2 separate regions of the Mus musculus genome follow, and region 1 is linked to region 2. The links are chromatin contacts, found by Hi-C or POLR2A ChIA-PET in ENCODE. All regions are on one chromosome and are shown on one strand. The core of a region is the stretch at or near the end of the contact, and the rest is flanking DNA. Distances in the headings are between cores, read along the strand shown.

The links. Hi-C counts contacts between places; a loop is a spot of excess contacts on that map. ChIA-PET counts read pairs that join two places held with the same protein, here RNA polymerase II (POLR2A).
Region 1: a map of heart shows a loop between it and region 2 (4-fold over the local background). The contact joins the promoter of Topbp1 here to the promoter of Cdv3 in region 2. A Hi-C loop is called at or near these places in 9 of 37 maps with a recorded cell type or tissue (gastrocnemius, heart, left cerebral cortex and 1 more). POLR2A ChIA-PET finds 5 or more read pairs at or near these places in 5 of 5 experiments (Patski and embryonic stem cell).

What each region holds. Positions count from the first base shown.
Region 1 is chr9:103,303,760-103,307,695 of GRCm38, forward strand. Topbp1 (topoisomerase (DNA) II binding protein 1) reads left to right here and starts at 1,568. Exons shown (of 28, transcript NM_176979.5): 1 at 1,568-1,612; 2 at 2,338-2,428. The coding sequence starts at 2,345.
Region 2 is chr9:103,364,529-103,368,750 of GRCm38, forward strand. Cdv3 (carnitine deficiency-associated gene expressed in ventricle 3) reads right to left here and starts at 1,252. Exons shown (of 5, transcript NM_175565.3): 1 at 526-1,252. The coding sequence starts at 840.

The DNA of each region.
Region 1 (3,936 bases), core at 318-2,817, 60 kb before region 2:
TTCAGCATTTTATCAATAATTTACCCTTAGCAACTTTTTTTTGTTTTTGTTTGTTTGTTTGTTTGTTTGTTTTTCGAGACAGGGTTTCTCTGTGTAGCCCAGACTGTCCTGGAACTCACTTTGTAGACCAGGCTGGTCTTGAACTCAGAAATCCCGCCTGCCTCTGTCTCTGCCTCCTGAGTGCTGGGATTAAAGGCGTGATCCACCACTGCCCCCGGCTACCCTTAGCAACTTTTAAGAGGTAACATAAGAATGGGGTTTTGGTTAGAACCTAAGAGTTTTCTTACTGTAGATAGGCCAGAATAGTCAGATATTACCTGGGGACAGTGAAAAATGAGAAAGGGCATGAGCTATCAAAGGTGGCAGGATCTAACTGGATTTTTACAAGGAGAACGACCAGTAGTCAGACTACAGGTTTGGCTAAGTAAAGATTCTTTGTCACAAAATGCCGGAAGTACACATCAGAAAAGAAAAAAACCAACTTCTGTAATAAACTGTGCCGGGAAAATTGGATAGCCATACATAAAAGAAGGAAACTAGATCTTAATCTCTCTTGCGTTACACAAATATCAACTCCAAATGGATTAAAGACCTTAATGTCAGAACTGAAATCCTGAAACCAAAATAGTCAAGGGCTTTCTGAATAGGGCCCTAGTTGCTCAGGATATAATACGAACAACGGACAAATGAAATGGGATTGCGTGAAGTTAAAAGGTTGTGCACAGCAAAGAAAAATTAATCAAATGAATAAGCATACAGATGGGAGAAAATCTTTGCCAATTATACACCTGATAGAGGATATCTAGAAATACTTTTTTTTGGGGGGGGGGGGGTGGAGTTTCAAGACAGGTTTCTCTATATAGTCCTGGCTGTCCTGGAACTCACTTTGTAGACCAGGCTGGCAACTCAGAAATCCGCCTGCCTCTGCCTCCCAAGTGCTGGGATTAAAGGTGTGCTCTACCACTGCTCGGCTTAGAAATACATATTTTAAAAGTCTTGAATGTGAATATAACCTAATCAATAATCTAGCGTGCCTTTCATCACCCAGTCTTCTTTCCGTTACTGTTTTTGGCTTTGGTAAGGATTGATTGTTCATCCACTTTGGGGAGTCAGACCTTGACTTTCTTAACATCCTCCCACCCACAAGCCGCTATTAGCTTCATGCGCTGCCCCGGCACCGTCAGGAGAACTCGCCACTGGACCCCCTCGCCCCACTTCTGCACGTTCTGGACTTAAGGCTGATCGGTCCGGCCGCCCGCAGGCCCTCGCCACGAACGATGAGCTGCGCCGCAGCCGAAACTGTTGCCGCAAACCCAGACCCCAGAGCATCTCGGGAAAGCGTGCCCAAGGACCGCCCTCTTCCGACCGCTCCGCTTCCCAGAGCGGGGGCCCCGATGACGCCACTTCCTCCGGAAGAGGTGTGGCGTCCGCTCGGTTGGCGCGAAAGTCGGTTCCCGGTCTTGGCCCTTCCGGGTTCTGCAGCGTTAGCTTCGGGTTGGGGGCGCCGCCGAGGGCGGGGGCTGCGCGCCGGGCTGGCGCCCGACCCCAGCCGCCGTCCTGCCGGCCGCGCGCCCCCCGACTTGGTGCCCGTGGGCCCTCGGGCTCCACCTAGGTGAGCGAGCTTCGGCTCCTCCCGGCCGGCGTGGCCGCCCGGCGCCTCTTGCGGCCTTCGCGCCTCTCCTAACCGGCGGGTGGGCCTCAGGTCCCTGGGGAGCCGCGGCCTGGACGCTCCTTTCCCTGGGAGCTGGGCCGAGCGTGCACGACCTTGCACGGTGGCTGCTTGCGTTCAGAGTTCGTTAACTTAGGAGCAAATCTTGCGGGCTGTGGGTACCCGTAGCCGCAGCGGCGCCCTGCGTCGTCTTAAGCCCCATGCAAGTGAACAGTGAGTGACTGAGGACCAAACCAAGGGTCTCAGGGGATTCAATCAGGAACGTTCATTTTGTTCTCACGTTTGCAAGGATCCGTGTCCTTTTTTTTCTTCTTCGACTTTGCCCACCTTCTGGGGCCCTTTGTAAACATCTTGAATGAATTGATGAACCAAGCCAGATAGCTATGTCTTAGGCACTCTTGTCTGCATAAGAAAATAGTTGATTTGCAGGCCGGGCGGTAGTGGCACACTCCCTTTTTTGCCAGCTTGAGTGAGGCAGAGGCCGAGCATCTCTTGAGTGCCAGGCAGACCTAGTCTACAGAGCGAATTCCAGGACTGCCAGGGCTTGTCTCAAAACTAAAAAAAAAAAAAAAAAAAACCAAAAACCCTACAAAAATAGTTGACTTGTACATTTAATTCCCTGATTGACTGACTGACTTTTGTTCTTCTTGACTGCCTTATTCTCACAGTTCAGCTATGTCCAGAAATGACCAAGAGCCGTTTCTTGTGAAGTTTTTAAAGTCTTCGGACAATTCAGAATGCTTTTTTAAAGCTCTTGAGGTAAGAATTAATGGATATGTCTTATTTGATACTTGAGCTCATTTTCATGTTTTAAATGTTTTTGCTTTGTTGGATTTTATGTCTTAGAAGTAGATAATTTTAATGAAATTTTGCTATAGCATATGCTTAATACAGATAAATCACTGCTATATAATTTTTAGTTGATGCAAGTTTACCATTATATTTTTTGGGAGGATTGAAATCTATTGTGACAATTGGATGTTAACCTACAGTTTGATCCCCTACCCCCGCCCGGTCTGTGTCTGTTTGTGTGTGTGTCTGAGCCATCTTCCCAGTCCTCTGACTTAGAGTTCCTGACTTGTTTTGTTTACTAACCCCATTGATCCTTTAAGCACTGAAAAACGGAGTCACAATGCAATAGTTTTGGTTCATTGCTTGCTCTCTCTCTTTCTCTCTGTCTCTCTCTCTCTGTCTCTCATACACACACACACACACACACACACACACACACACACACACACACATATTCATGAATGAATGAATGATGGGAGTAGTTTTGAGCTTTGCCATTCACAAACCCTAGTAATGTCCTTGTAGCTTGGGAATCTATTAGAAATGCAGAGCCTTGGGATCCCAACCCACATTTGACAATTAGAATATGCATTTTAAACAAAAGTCCCAGTGCATATTCAGGTTTGAGAAGTTAGCTGTTTTTTTTTTGTTTGTTTGTTTGTTTTGTTTTTTAAAGTTCACTCACTTAGCAATCATCAATTGAGTGTCCGTCATCTGACAGGTTTTCCTCTAGCATAATACTTGGGGTACACCAATGATCAGAACAAGCAAATATCTCTCCTCTTTCAGCATACATAGAACAGGAAATCGGTATTAATCAGGTGATAAGCAAGAAACTACACAGTATGGGGGCAGTGAAAGAGTTGAGACTGAGTCTCACAGTGTAGCCCAGACTGATCTGGAACTCTGTGCTTCTGCCTCAGTTTCCTGCATGCTGAGATTACAGGTGTGTGCCCCAAAACCTAGTACCTATGTAATGTGTTATAAGGGGTCTAGTACTGTGGGAAAATGAAAAAGAAAAAGCCAAAACAATTTAAGGTTTTCCAGAGGATGTTTGTTGGAGGAGAAAGACATGGAAGGGTTACAGCTTAAAACTGAATTTAAAAAAAAGCAAACTATTTCTCTTAAGATTATAGACTAGGGTCTTGTATAAGGTACTAGGTATCCGGATATGCTTATAAACAAAATACATCATGGAATGTTCATTTGTGTTGGTGTGTGGGGATGGTGTTTATGTGGGTGCTCTTGTGCACATGCATTCGGAATAGTATCTGCATACCACAGTACATGTGTAGATGTCAGAGGACAACTTGAAGCAGTTGGTTCTCCTTTTACCCTGAGGTTCTCAGGCTGAATGGCAGGCACTTTTACCTGATGAGCCATTTAACAGAACCAACACATTCCTTCTCACAGGGAAGAAATAAAACTATGTACATTTACAAAAAGAACCATTTTTTTTTCCTTCATAAAATGTA
Region 2 (4,222 bases), core at 2-2,501:
ACACCGTGAGACCTTGTCTCAAAAATTGGGGCTAGTGGCCGGACGGTAAAGTTTAGCCCGTTCCTGCAAGATCCGGAGACGTGCCTAATTCCCAAACGCCCTCTCTGCCGCCGCTTTTACTTAAACCCAAGCCCAGGGCGAGCTGAGCGGCGGAGAGAAGGCGACAGAAATTCCACAACTCAATTCCCAGCCCTGCGTGGCCGTGGTTGGGAGAGTAAGCCACGCTGGCCCGGGCGGCACAGAGGAGCCTCGGAACACCTTAAGAACATGAAATCCGGCCCCAGCGGGGCTCAAGCGGGACCACGAGGACTCGGGCACACGTCACCCGGGGACCGGCCCAACCCCCGTGGCCCAGAGGGCGCGGCGCGCAGAGGGCCGCGGACGGGGGCGGCCAGACGAGCCCCGGGGGCCGAGGACCGCGAGCCCGCCCGCCCGCCGGGCCGACGTGCGAAGCCCGAGTCACGTGGCCTCCCGGGCCGGCGGGGGCGGGCACATGCGGCCGGCCGCCGGCCTCCCGACCCTCACCTTCGTTATGGCCTTGCCGGCGGGGCCCGCGCTCCCGCCGTCTCCGGACCTCGAGCTCCCGCCGTCTCCGGACCTAGCACCAGAGCCCGAGCTCCCGCCGTCGCCCGACCTGGAGCCGGAGCCCAAGCTCCCGCCGTCGCCCGACCTGGCACCGGAGCCCAGGCTCCCGCCATCGCCCGGCCTGGAGCCCGCCGCCGCGCTGCTCCCGCCCGCGCCGCTCGCCGCGTTGGCCGCGCGACTGCTCCGTTCCTTCTTCTTCTTCTTGTCCCTCTTGGCGAAGAAGTTGTCCAGGCTCCGCTCCTCGGTCTCGGCCATGGCCGCGGTCCGGATGGGTGGGGCCGGCGGAGGGCGCGGCGCTCGCGGCTCCGAGCTCTGGGTCAAGGCCGGCTGTGCGCTCAGGCTGCAGGGTGCGGCGTCGCCTCAGCCCCGCGGGGTCGCCGAGGCGCGGGCGGCAGGGCGGCCGGCTCCCCCCGTGCTCTGGTGGTACGTTCCTCGCTGGGAACCGCGAGCGTGGAGCAGGGTCGCGCCCGCCCCGCTGCCTGAGGGACAAGGAAGGCGCGCACCGGCGAGCGCTCGGCTAACGACGGCGCGTGCGGGAGGAAGACGCGCGGGCCTGAGGAGGGGGAGAGGGGACGGGGAGGGGAGGGAGGGGAGGAGGGAGGGCGGGCCACCAGCAGAGAGAGGCAGCGCCGCGCCTGCGCGCTCGGTTCCGCCCGCCGCTGTGGGCGCGCCGAGGGGGGCGGGCGGCGGGATGAGAAGGGGGCGGGTCTTCCGGGAGAGCCAATCAGATGCCCGGACGGAGCGCTTAGGTGACAATCCGTTCCTTCTACGGGGCGGTGCCCTGTATGGGGGCGGGGAGAAAGCGGGTGTAGGCAAAGAGAGTGACGTCCCTAGTGACTCCTGCCTCCGATTGGCCAGGGAATTTGCCTTGAGGGCGGGCATTTAGAGGGTTGGTGACTTGGCTGAAGAAGACCAGCCGGAGGGGGCGGGTGTGCCTTGGTTGCGCGCATGCGCAGGGTACACGTGCGTCTGCTCGCCAGGACTGTGGCCTGGTAGGCGTTTGAACTTTCAGGAAAAGGAAAGAGACCATGTTAAGCCAGCTATGTTCAAGCTTGGTCCTCCTGCCCTGCTTTTCTGTACTCGCACCCTCTCTGGTCGGGCACCTATTACTTTTCTTCTGAATGGAATGCTTTTGATGAGGAGCGCTGGATTAGTATTCGTGGTTCCATTTACGGAAGGATCTTAAATAAGCCAGTGCATGAAAGGAAGGGAACTGATTTTGACTAGCTGTGTCTACCAGGGTCAGGCTAAATAAATCTGACCCTCTAACGCTAGCTCTTGTGAGATGGAGAATGGCTGGGAATGTGATTTTGGTGGTAGCGTGCGACAGGCGCATGTCAGCGCAGAGTCTGTCCACAGAATCACAAAAAGAAAACACACAAAACCCCTCCTTTTCCTGGGTCTTCACCCTATTGGCACATACTATGTGAATACTTGATCCCCGAAACATCTGCAGCCCAGAAAGCTTTTTGTTTGCTTGGGGGAGATTGCTTTGTTTTGGGACCGGGTCTCACCTACCCCAGGCTGCTTTGAACGCCATACATAGAAAAGATAATGTGTTTCTGACCTTCCAGCCTCCACCATCCCAAGTGCTGAGAATTCAGGCATGCACTTTTGTGCCTATGTTAGCGATACTAGGGGTTTCCATTCTTGCTAGAGAGGCTCTCTACCAGCTAAAGAATGAATGACCCAATACAGATGTTGGAGTTTCCTTGTTTTTAGTTACACAATTGCACCTAGAATTGCTCCTGCTCTGACTTGAGTTTGAGTGATTGCTACAGTTTAACTTTGGCTCCTATGCTGGATCTTAGGACAGAGAAGGGGATAAAAAATATCCTTGTTTCCACCTGACTTGACTTTGGGGCCTTGGAGAATCAAATGTGTGTTTCTCTATGAGACGTGTGGTCTGGGTATGCATTAAACTTCTGCTTCCTCTAAAGGGTAGAGGAGAAAGCTGTGACAACCACTGAGGAAATGGCTAAGTCCTATGTCTGTAGCCTTGGGGGAAAGATAGGACCCAGCTAGTAAATGGAGGGATGTCTTTCCACACCTGTTCCCTCCTGTCTTTCCTTACAAGTCCTTCCCTAGTTGTGGCTATTGAAGACCTACATTCTGAACATATCGATGGATAAATGAAGGCTCTATGGCTGTAGCCAACAATAAGAAGACCTTTCTTTTGTTTTGTTTTTTGAGACAGGTTTCACTATGTAGTCCTGGCTGCCTTGGAACTGGCTCTGAAGACGGAGATGACCTCAAACTCAGAGATTCACCTGCCTGGGCCTCCTAAGTGCTGAAATTGAAGGTGTGCGCCACCACACCTGGCTAATAAGCAGACATATTTGTTCTCTTCCCCCAGCCCAGGATGGTTCCTAGGTGACTTCCTTTTGTGACACCACATATCTTCCTGTGGTATTGTCCAAGTTCAGCACTGCCCAGTGCCACCAGCTTTGCTTAACATCTCTTAGCAAACTTTCTTTTTACCTTCCTTGTCTTCTTTCCTCTTTCCTTCTTTTTCTGCCCTTTCCTGCTCCCCACCCCCCTCATTTTAAGACAGTGTCTAAAGTATCCTAAATTAACCTTGAACACAGAGCCAAGGATGGTCTTGAATCTCCACTTCCAATTCTCTCTCTCTTTCTCCTTTCTCTCTCATTTTGTTTCTGTTTCCTTTCATTTGTTTTTAGGATAGAGTCACCCTGTGTAGCCCTGTCTGGCCTTGAACTCAGAGATCTTCCTGCCTTTGCCTCCCTCTGCTGAGGTTAAATCCCACCACTGTCTACAAAGCTGTTTCCTGTATCCTGCAACTATTTTATCAGTTGAACACCCCACCCATTTTTCTCCTTTCCAAAAAGATGTATTTATCTTTATTTTATGTGCATGCATCAGTACATGGATGTGACTGTACATCTGAACCCCTAAGCCTGGATTTACTGTGAGCCACTTGATATGGGAGCGGGGAGCTGAACACAAGCCTCTGGCAGAGCGGTAAGTACTTCTCATCACCGAGTCCTCTCTCCAGCTGGCTCTCTCTCTTCCTTAAACAAGGTCTTCCTGTGTAGCCCAGGAGGGCCGAGTGATAGATAACACTCCTGTCTCTGTCTCCAAAAGTGTTGAGGTTCTAGGCCTACACTGCCAAACGTGGTTTGCTGTTGTTTCTCATTGCTGGTGGTCTAGGTGAATGCAGGTGTGGTACACAAGCACCTGTGTGTTCATGATCGCCTTGGAGGCCAGTGGACAACCTTAGGTGTCCAGGCCTCAAGTGCCGTCTACATTTTCTGTTTGTTTGTGTATATATGCATGTGATCCCAAATGACATGGTGTATATGTCGAGGTCAGAGGGCAATTTGCAGGCAGTAAGTACCTGTATCCACACAGCCATTTTGCCACTCCACCTTTTTTTTTTTTTTTTTTTTTTTTTTTTGATGGACATAGTTTCTCACTGGGGTGCACTTGGAGTGCACTAATTCAGCTAGGCTGGCTGGTCAGTGATCACTAGGGATCCCCCTGTCTCTGCCTCCCCAGAACTAGGGTTACTAGGACCCCTGTAACCTGCCAGGAGGAGGGTAGCCAGGGAGGCTTAAAAAGAGCAGCTCGAGAGAATAGCTGCCATTGGTTTCTGGGCATTAGAGTCAAAGAGCAA